2 separate regions of the Homo sapiens genome follow, and region 2 is linked to region 1. The links are chromatin loops, found by intact Hi-C in ENCODE. Cell type or tissue: chondrocyte. All regions are shown on one strand. Each heading gives the region's core, and the rest is flanking DNA. Links, peaks and the distances in the headings are about the cores only. Region 1 overlaps CHM (CHM Rab escort protein). Region 2 holds the start of CHM (CHM Rab escort protein).

Region 1 (5,389 bases), core at 284-5,283:
ACTAGACATTTCAATAAAATCAGCCTTTTCTACGTCAGAGGTTTTTTAAAAACAAAACTGTAAAAGAAATTTAAATAGGAACTTTGACCTTGGGGACTTGTACTAGTTTTGATCTAATTTTCTTCTACCCATTGACTATGTCCTCTTTGAAAACAGACTGCTTCCCTGTCCAAAGATTGAGGCCCTAAACCTGTCTTGCAAGTACGTACTCTTGGTCACAAGAGGGACCTCGTGAGAGTAGGAGTGGTTCATGTGTCTGTTACTACCAGTACCTTAGTGAATTTCTAACATTCTTTGATAGCCATATGAGTTTTGTCTATGTATGCATACACAGACACACTTTAAGGCATGTTAGGTATGGTTTAATGGTTATGGAATTTCTTTCTTTTTTAAAAAACTTATTTTTTTTATTTTCTATTTTGAGACAGAGTCTCTGTCGCCCAGGCTGGAGTGCAATGGCATGATCTCGGCTCACTGCAACCTCTGCCTCCCTGGTTCAAGGGATTCTTATGCCTCAGCCTCCCAAGTAGCTGGGACTACAGGTGCATGCCACCACACCTGGCTAATTTTTGTATTATTAGTAGAGACAGCGTTTTACCATGTTGGCCAGGCTGGTCTCGAACTCCTGACCTCAAGTGATCCGTCTGTCTTGCCCTCCCAAAGTGCTGGGATTACAGGCATGAGCCACCACACCTGGCCTGGTTATGGAATTTCTTACCAAAGACCTAAAACTAATATTAAATGAAAAGGGAGGAATTGACTATAAATTCGGGCTGTTTTATCATATGCATATTTAGAATAAAAAGAGCTAAAACTAATATTTTATTAAATGAAAAGTTAAGGGAGGAATTGACTATAAATTCGGGCTGTTTTATCTTATGCGTATTTAGAATAAAAATTAGGATTCATTTAGTAAATATATACTGAATGTATTGATCCCAGCTCTTTTGTAGACATTTGGAATACACTGCTGAAAACAGAAACTCTCTGGTTGTGGAAGATGTTGAAGGCTCTTCCCAGAGAGACAGTAGACAAATACAATTTGAGAGAATGAATGTGCTGTGAAGAAAAGAAAAAAAGCAAATAGGGTAATAGACAGGCCAGGGAGTGACAGTTGGCAGGAACAGGGAGGAATTCCTCTTTAGAGGGCATAATGGTCAATGAAGGCCACTAAGGAGGGTGGCATTTGAGTGTGTAATGATACCAGAATATGATGGGAATGGATGAGTTTTTGAATATTTGAGGGAAGAGCTCTCTAGTCAGAAGGAACTGTGAGTGTCAGAGGATCTTTTGATATGCGGAAAGGTTGAGTGAGGGAGTTAATCAGGAGTGTGTTTGTGACAATACCAATGGAGGCCATTGGTGAGCATACACATCATTGCTGCTTGCTTTTTTGATGTATCACTGTGCTTCCCTAATTTCTTACGTTCAAGCTTTCTGTCTTTTGGTATATGATTTTCTGAGTTTGAGACTTTTTACTTCTTTTGGAAAATATGCATCATATTTAATTTGCTTTATTGCTTTTATATAGTTGTATGACTCAACAGCTTTGATGATAGAACCTTAGCTGAAGGGCTGGGGAACTTTAAAAAACATAATAAAATGAAGCATTAAATTCAGGACACAGAATGTTCTGTGTGTAAAAATAGATTAAATAATAATAATATATCAATGTCCCTTGACATTTTTTCTCTGATCTCCCTCCAGCCTGTCATGGCCTTGTGCCCAGTGTTTATCTTAAGGGGCAGAAATGGCCTCTTGTCACCTTTAGGAAAAACTCCGGTTAAGGCAAAGACCTACTGTTCATTTTTCATATATAGAATCCCACATGCATAATTTTAGAAATGAAAACATTGCCTTACATATTGCACTTATGAATTTGGAAGCTATTTTCAAAGATTCTTTTATGTTTTCAGTTTCTAAAGCATTAATACAGTTCAGTTATTATAATTTTTTATTTTATTTATTTATTTTTTTGAAACGGAGTCTTGCTCTGTAGCCAGGCTGTAGTGCAGTGGCGCGATCTCGGCTCACTGCAACCTCTGCCTCTTGGGTTCAAGAGATTCTCCTGCCTCAGCCTCTCGAGTAGCTGGGACTGCAGGCGCCCGCCACCATGCCCAGCTAATTTTTGTATTTTTAGTAGAGATGGGGTTTCACCATGTTGGCCAGGATGGTCTCAAACTCCTGACCTCAGATTATCTGCCTGCCTCGGCCTCCCAAAGTGCTGGGACTACAGGCCTGAGCCACCGCGCCCGGCCCTATTTTTATAATTTAAAATTAGTACGAATGCATATGTATATAATAGTTCTTATGTTTTGACAATAAAGATACTGAATAAAGAGACACTTTCATTGTGTCCACACAGTATATTTCTCTCTTAACAGGTTCCCTAACCCTGAAGCCTGTCTTCTTTCTTGTTATACAGATTAGTTTTTAATTAAAGAAAACTAGTTGGATGCAGTTACTTTCTGTGAAATGAAGATTTATTTTGGAAGTGACCTTCACTTTATTAGCTGAAGCAGTAATCAGAAGAATTAATAGAATAATCAAATTATATACAAACTCATAAATCATCTTGAATAGTGCTGTCAAAAGTTCGGCTATTAGTGGGTCATACTGTTTTGCAGCTATGATTAAGAAAATTACAACTGCTGATTTGTACCTTGATAGGAACCAAAATTGCTTTTGTAAAGCATATGTAGAAGGGGGGCTACCAGCCAAAAATTTTGACAACTCTTAGTTTATCTGTAGTGCAATTTGATGTCACCAGGGCAAAGTTGAAATTCAGTACATGTTGGTATGCTCTCTTTCAGTAAAATCTGACTCGTTGGATATAATATACTCAATTAGAGTTATATTGATTTAAATGTCTGTTGTTTGGGGTTAATAACATCAAAGAATTAGATTATACTCCAGATATACGCAATTATCTGAATAATATACTGTAAAGATATTAAGTTGCTTTAGTGAATGTTTCTCGAGTTTGTAAACAAGTAATTGAAGTGGCAGTTTAATAATTGAAACTTAAGCAGGAAAAATATCTCATTAGACTTAGTACTTCACATTACTCAGAAACTATTTACATGGATTCCCATATTCTTTTTAACTTCAATTAAAATGGGACAAATGGGAAATTCCTTGCTGCTGAGTTTTGTATTTTTTTACAGTTGCATATACAGGAATCGTATGGGAATCGTGAAGCTAGCTGGTGATACTAACTACAAGTTTCAGCCACAGCTTTGTACAGTCAAACATTATACTCTTGTCAGAGCCTATTAAAGTAAATTTATTTTTTAAAAAAAATCCAAGACTGTACTAACTTAGAAAACAATTTTTAAATTACTGGGCAGTATAATTTATTTTGTATAGTTGAAAGTGACATTTTCTTTTTTTGTAACTAATTTTTTACAAAAGAAAACCATGCTTACAAGTGAGGAAAATTGTCTTTACTCTTGGTCAGTAGTCAGACACAGGTATTAATTTCAAATAAATGCCCATTTTTTCAAATTAGTATTCCCATAGTGTTAATTTCAGAACTCTCCAAAACTTCTGAAAAGTATGAAGATTATCTTGGTATTAAATGGCAAATAACTGTTATGTAAAACGTATGAGCATTCTATGTAAGAATAACTCAGAATAAGGCTTAAACTTTCTTTTATCACCGGCTCTCATCTCAGAGAGAGATATTTTTATTTTAAATTAAATTTTAATTATTAAAAAATCTCTATTAAAAATGGAAGTATTACAAATGAGGCCAGAGTGCCCTTAAGGCATTTATCCTCCTCAATTTCATCCTTAGCCCCCTAACCCTCTATCGGAAGGTAATAGCTCTTGCCAGTTTGTGGTGTATCTTTCCTGATCTTTTGCTGTGCATTGAAATATATATATTTTTTCTCATCAGAGGAAATATATAGTATTCTATAGTTTTTTTCTTTTTTTTTCCTTCTGAAGTTTCAAGAAACAGGCCAGAAACCACAGAGAAGTAAGGCTAACTATTACCGTGGCATGACAGTCAATTTTGTGAAAAATAGCTAAAGGGTGAAATTCTTGAACATATAACCCACAGGAGGGAAGAACATGGTTTTTGTGAGGTAATTATATCTCAACCATCTAACAGAGTTCTTTGAGAGGGGTAAATAAGGTATGAACAAGGGGGAGCCAGTGAACATTTGAATTTCCAAACAGCCTCTGAGAAGATTTTATACCAAAGACTGCTTTAAAAAATAAATGTTCTCCCACCATGGGGTTGGGAATAATGTTTAGTCATGCATAAAGATCTAGTTTAAACACAATATGGAAGGAAGGGGGTGGTTTATATGAGCTCTTACTTGCATGGGGAGATTTTTACAGTAGGCTTTGCCAAGAATCAATGTTTAGTTTTTTGTGTTTTTTTTTTAACATTTTTATAAATGATTTAAGAGTCAGCATCGTAACACACTTCCAACCCACCTTCCAGTTTATTGTTGATGCTGAGAGCTTATAGATAGTAAAATAAAATGCTAAGCTGAAGAGTATTTGCTAACGGACTATTTCACAAGGACCCTGTGAAAAAGCAGGAAAATGACATGAGTGGCCGTGTTTCTAAGAAGATGGTCTCTGTACATTTTTCAACCCATGAAAGAGATCTAGGAGTTGTTATGTAGGGCTCCCTAAAGACATTCACTTTTGATATTTTTGTTTCTACATTCAGAAAAACCAACATAATCCTGAACATAGCCATGAAGAGCATTAGAAGTAAAAGAAGTATATTCTTTCTGGATTCAAAATGGATGTCTCTTTACCTTTATGTTATTTGTACAATTTGAATTTTCAAGACTGGGCAGCAAAATGGAACAATGATTTAAATAAGGATTACTCAAAACAAAAATGAATATATATCATACAGGACATTAAACCAGAGAAAGAGCCCAAGAAAGGAGATTGAGCAAAAGAAATCTTATAGAGATTCTAAGTAGGATTGCTGTAGGCTAGTTTGCTACACCCCAAAAGTTTGAACCAAAGGCTTTCTTTTGAATTTAAAAAACCTATTTTTGAATGAATTTGCTTAGGTATCTCTGTGGCAGATAATAAAGATGGGGCAAATAGCATGGGTGTTCAGACTGAAAAATGCAATTTTATTAAGAGCTTAGTTTAAATTATGATGTGTTTAAAGAGTAGTCAGGAAACACCAGTGCTTTTCCATCAAAAGTTCCATTGAAATGATGTCCATTGACATCATTGTGATAAGCTATATTGAGGAATCATTGAGTTGGTTCGGTGGTTCTGGCCCTTGTACAAACCAGGTGGTCACTGTACTTATGAAACATAGATATGGAGGCTAGGGTTTGACCCAAACATATAAGTTGACCCTCAGTATTTTAGAAGGCTTTATGTTTTAAAGATTGAGTGA
Region 2 (5,389 bases), core at 217-5,216, 120 kb before region 1:
GGATTGTGCTTTCTATCCTTAGGGGAAAAAAAGAAGGTTTCAAACTAAGGGCAGCACAGATTGGAAAATCTATGCTACAGAGTAATTACTTGTTTATTTTGTTTTACCCTACTAAATGTAAACTTCATGAAGACAGGGGTTGTTGTCTGTTTTGTTCATTGCTCTAATCTCAGCATCCAAAATAGTGTCTTGCACATAGTAGGTGCTGAATGAATATTTGAGGAATAAACAAATTAATGAATTGCATCTTCATGGTGTGATTGTCAGAAAATTTCTGAATCCCTAGAAGGTCAGTGATACTCATATTGAAAAGTATATGTATGTAGTTTATATATCTCGTATACATGAACAAATGTATATAAATATATATCCAAAGTATGGTAGAAATACTTTTATTTATCAGGTTTTTAACCATCCATCTGTGGCTTCTCATTATTAGAGAAGATTTTGGAAAGTTTTCTGTGTTTACTCTGAGAAATCCATTTGTTTCCATTTTCTACTGTCTTATCAAGAGTCTCACAAATAATATCTGTTTCACTTCTGATAATACTAAAAACTTGCTTTACATACCAAGGCAAATGACAAAGTGGTTTACTGAACAGTACATTATACTTCTCAGGGGAATCTGTTTTACAGAAAATACTAATCAAAGACCATATCTTAAGAGAGTTGTGTAATACAACTGGATGATCTATAAAAGAAAGTAATGAAACATGTACAATGTTGCTAATGATTATGGTAAAATGCAAGAGAAATGCAGTAAAAAGCGTATCAAAATACATTTTAAAGCATTTTCATGTAAATATTTACAATTAATGGACACTGAACATCTTCTAAATATAAGACACATGATAGTGGTGGGCAGATATAAAGGCAAAGATGGTAAGCACTATGAGGACAGGGACTCGTCTCATCCATCTATTAGGGGAGTCAAAATCAAGTTTGGTTTAGCAAACATTTATTAAATTCCTACTATGCACCGGGCTTAGGTTAGGTGCAGGAGTGAAAAAGATAAATGAGACTTGGTGTCTGTCATGCTGTACAGGGGTTTATAATTATGGTATTGCATGTCTGGGTGTGTATTTTTGTGTGGATATATGGGGATATGTGTACTCTATAGGAATCGTCATAAATGCAGTATGGCGGGTTAAGACAAAGTCTAGCACCATGTAGGGAAACAGCCCACACACGGAGACGAAAGGAGGAGGAGGTGGAAGCCCAGCGACATCCTGGGAATAACTGTTAGCTAGAGAATGGGAAGATCATTCCATGCTGAAAGAACAGCATGAGCGTGGTCAGAGACTGGAAAGAAAACAATGTCTGGGGAACCACAAGCATCTTAGCGGATAGGTGGTGTCAGGGAAGGCCCACTACTGCACATTATCTTTGATTTATTTTGAAACTCTTGTAAAATAACTACACAAGAAATTTCTGTCGTCAAAAAAGTATCCTCCTTCATTCCCAGCATCCTTCCCCTTTTGCTTTGGTGTTGTCAGACAGCGGAGTATTAAATAATCGGGGGCAGGGTGGGGGGCGGTTGGAGGGAAGCGGTGGGAGGCGACAGACCTTGAAGATACTTATGAGAGCTATGTTAGCTGTTAGACATAGACGACCTAAAGCCCCTCATCAGATACAATCACTTTAATATAAAGACCATTTTACCTTAATTATTTCTACGGTAGCTTATGGAAACTAATAGATTGGAAACTAAATGTAAACTAAGGAGAATCTTACATGAACTTATCTAGTTGGTGCGGAAAATCGAATTCAGACTCAACAGACGCTTATCCAGCGCAACCATGCTTTCATATATTTTTTCCCTCCTGTAAAGCAAGGCTAATTTATTGCCCGAGTGGCTGTCTGGACTAACTGGAACAAATACGGACGCGGTGGGAGTTCCATTCTGGCGAAACTAGGGTGAGAGGTTTTTTGTGGGTTTTCATCGAGGAGACATGGAAACGAAAAAGATATGGAATATATTCTGAAAGTATTGGTGTGAAAAACCATGCCTCGAGGGCCAACACGAAAGTACAGAAACGATGGCGGGAAACAGTTTTTTAGGCTGGAATGAAAGTCTCCTTTGTTCACAGAGCAAACCGCCTTCAATTTCACTCCGCTCTCCGTGTCTCCTAACAATTTTGCTTCAGTATTGTCAAGGGGTATCCAAGTCTCCCACATTCATCCTAGCTAACGGAATAAAAATCTACATTTCTTTCCTACTTCAACCCTCCAGGCTAAATGAGCTACAGCATTCAGCCTGGAAAATGAGTCGAGCTTTTAACTTACGTGTAAACATTTTAAATATAATACTGTAGTCGCCTGCCTGGACCTTCCACCCAAGAACTACAACACCCAGAATGCACTGTTTTCTTTTCCGCCTTCCACGGAGGGAATGCCTAACTTGATCTCATTTCCACAAGTAATAGTCACATGACACGTTTCCCGTCAAGATGGCGGATACTCTCCCTTCGGAGTTTGATGTGATCGTAATAGGGACGGGTATGTGTAGCCTGGTGCTTCCTGGACAAAGTTTAGGAAGACTGTCTTGTTTCTGTTTTTTCTGTCAGTGGCGAGTTTTGGGACAAACATCGTGGGTCGAGAGTGGGAGGGAGAACTGAAAGGAAGTGAGGTAGTCCGGAGTCAGCGCGGGAGTTGGCAGTTACAGGGAGGGGCTGGGACCCGCAGTGCTTATCGCCATTTGAGTAGGGGTTGATCTGGTCGATGCTGATTGCTGAGGTTGGTTGCTGCGGTGATTCCTGTTAATTTCCTTAGAGGGAAGTGGATGTGCAGTGTCATGAAATGGAGGGTCGGGATTTTATCAACGGAGACGACTTTGGCAAGACATTATGATTCCTTCCTTATTGATTTCAAGGTGATATTCCCCATCATTTTGTCTCGCCATTTCATAGGACTTTTTCATAGATTTGTATGATCTTAGCATACATCGCAGCTCAGACACAGCTTAATCCTCAGTTTTACAAGAAAGATGCTCAATTATTGCCCATGTGCGTATGAATTTACTAGGGAAAGTAAACGGATTCTATTTTGTTGAGAAACCTAGGGAATTTTATTTTGTTGAGGTAGCCATTATTCCTGCTTTATGGTGCTTAAAGCATCTTGCTTTCTACCATCAATAACTAAATGTGCTGAGAATAAGGTCCTGAGTTCCAGTTCAGGTGTGTGACCTTATCTAACTCTTGTTTTCCCGTCGTTTGTTCTTCATGTTTTGGGTGGAACCAGAAACTCCTCTGCAGTTTCTAGTTGACATATTCAGTGTACAACACGTAGCAGAACACATATGGCAGCAATTTCAATTTTTTTTAATAGTGTAAGGGATGATCATTTTAGATGGAATGAAATAGGTTGTTTGATGGGGTTTTTTACTGTTTGTAGAATGTGGTAGGCCAGAGAAGCTCTGGTGGATGGGACCCTGTCCATTGTGTTAATGAATTCAGTTCGTTGTCTTCTCATACAGCCATGATTAGGAGCAGCCATGTTTTCAGGTTGGGAGTAAAAATAATAGCTACCTGTTTTCGAATGCTTAAAATTTCCTAATCACTGTGCTAAGCACTTTACAAGCCGAACATAATCCTCACAACCTTGTTAGAGTAGTAGGTACTCTCTGCATTTTGTAGAAGAGGAAAAGGGGACTTGGAAAAGTTGTAATTTGCTCAGGATCACACAGCTGGTAAATTTCCAAAGGCCCATTCCATCCCAGGAAAACAGTCAGTGGTTCTGATCCTCAGAGTTGACCCATATTCGTAGAAACAATTGAGAAAACTTGGTTTTAGGTCTTGCTTAGTGCTAGTATGAATTGCTTGAATTGGGAGGGCCAGGCACTAAATCTCTCTGAGCCTCAGTTTCCTTGTTTTTGAATATAAGGAAGGTAAAATAGATGGTCTTTATGTTGTCTAACAAAAAATGCCTGGGTAACAGTTCTCAGAACAGCATGGACAGGTTTATTCTTAGCCTGAAAATAACTGCATGGCTGCAAATAACCTGGTTGTAGCTGCTATGAACAGATGTTGGATGAGAGCTGGAAAGAGCCAATGGACTATTCATTTTTTCTTTTAAGTCTATACTAAAACTGAGAACAGCATCCATTTTGGAATAGTTGTTATACCATACTTGAGTTTTATAATCTTGCTTTTTTTGTGTAGGAACTTGAGGTGTTTTTAACAATTTTTTTAATCAACAATTTTTTTTTTCAGGTCTGGGTTCAAATTTTAATTGATGAATGTTAATTCTTATGAATGATGCTAATGTTTTTCATAAATATTTTGCCTTCTGTACAGTTCAGAATTGGAAGACATCCATCCTGATGGAGTCTGTTATGGTAGAGGTAGGAAGTTACAGTGAGTGAGCCAGAGAATTGCATCAGGTGACATCGCTTATATTTGGAAAAATACTCATTTTATACTTATCCCAGTGAGTGCAATGTTATTTTTCAGTGTTTGGGAAGAACTTATTTGAAGTTAATCTTAAAACTTAAATTTTTCATATTGTTTATTGGTGACACATTCTAGGTTTTATCAAGCACATTGCTTAAATTTATGATATGTAATTTTGCTTTTAGGTACATCAAAAGTGTAAAAATTGAATAAAAGAGTCATTCCCCAAATAAATGATTCCAACAATTCCAATCATGATTTAATTTGATTTATTTTTTAGTGTGCTTGGGATATTTCTCTTGTGAAATAGTTTGCTGAAAGTAGCCTTTAAAATGTTTGCTTTATTAAATGTATTACATTGAGCAAATCATAGAAAAAGCAGTGTTTCATAGATTCAGTTGTATTAATAAAAGTAGAAGCAATAATGCATGCATCAGAAACATGAAGAAATAGGCTATTAGATATACTTTTTAGCAGATTTAGTCCTAGTTAAAATGTCATAAAGGAACAATTGCTTCATCAAGTATAATCATGGAAGATAATATTTTATAATCCCTTTCACCTTGATTAACTTGCATTATCATTTTCTGTAATGCAAGATGGAAATTGTTCCTTAAGATCATATTTTCGAGAGATTATGGAAAAAAATAAACTTTGTATTTTCTTAGTTAAGCCCATTTCCTTCTGATTAGAAAATACAGTAAATATCTCTTGAACATCCAAAGACAGAAGAGTAAGCTAAAGTGGAATTGCGGAAAAAATAGAAGAAAATGGAATAAAGAAGGAGGGCCAACTGGAGTCTCAAGGGAGAGGATAAAAATAGATATATGTGGTAAGGGTCTAGAAGGTGCTCTTCAGCTTGGGTACAGAATTGTCATTTTCAGGGTATTTTGCCATTTAAAAAGTCATTTAAATGACAGTTTTGTGGATTATAGACAAGTACCATTGGTTGAACGTTAAAAGTCGTCCCAGTAACATTACATCTCACTGGAGGTGAC

Evidence for each region. A loop is a pair of places that touch in the nucleus more often than their neighbours do. Peaks named below come from ENCODE experiments on the same cell type or tissue, not always from the same donor. Only the 100,000 strongest peaks of a DNase experiment are listed, where the experiment ranks them.
Region 2: a loop joins it to region 1, with 2.2 times the contacts of the local background. A loop is called at or near these places in 1 of 110 quality-filtered maps.

What each region holds. Positions count from the first base shown.
Region 1 is chrX:85,925,130-85,930,518 of GRCh38, reverse strand. The region is part of intron 8 of CHM (CHM Rab escort protein); the gene reads left to right. Among named protein-coding and RNA genes, the nearest start is that of MIR361, 24 kb to the right of the region's middle. In chondrocyte, for the core only: no CTCF peak of the experiment used is centred there; no DNase peak of the experiment used is centred there.
Region 2 is chrX:86,044,594-86,049,982 of GRCh38, reverse strand. It overlaps CHM (CHM Rab escort protein), which reads left to right and starts at 2,425. Exons shown (of 15, transcript NM_000390.4): 1 at 2,425-2,499. The coding sequence starts at 2,451. In chondrocyte, for the core only: no CTCF peak of the experiment used is centred there; a DNase peak (open chromatin) is centred at 2,662.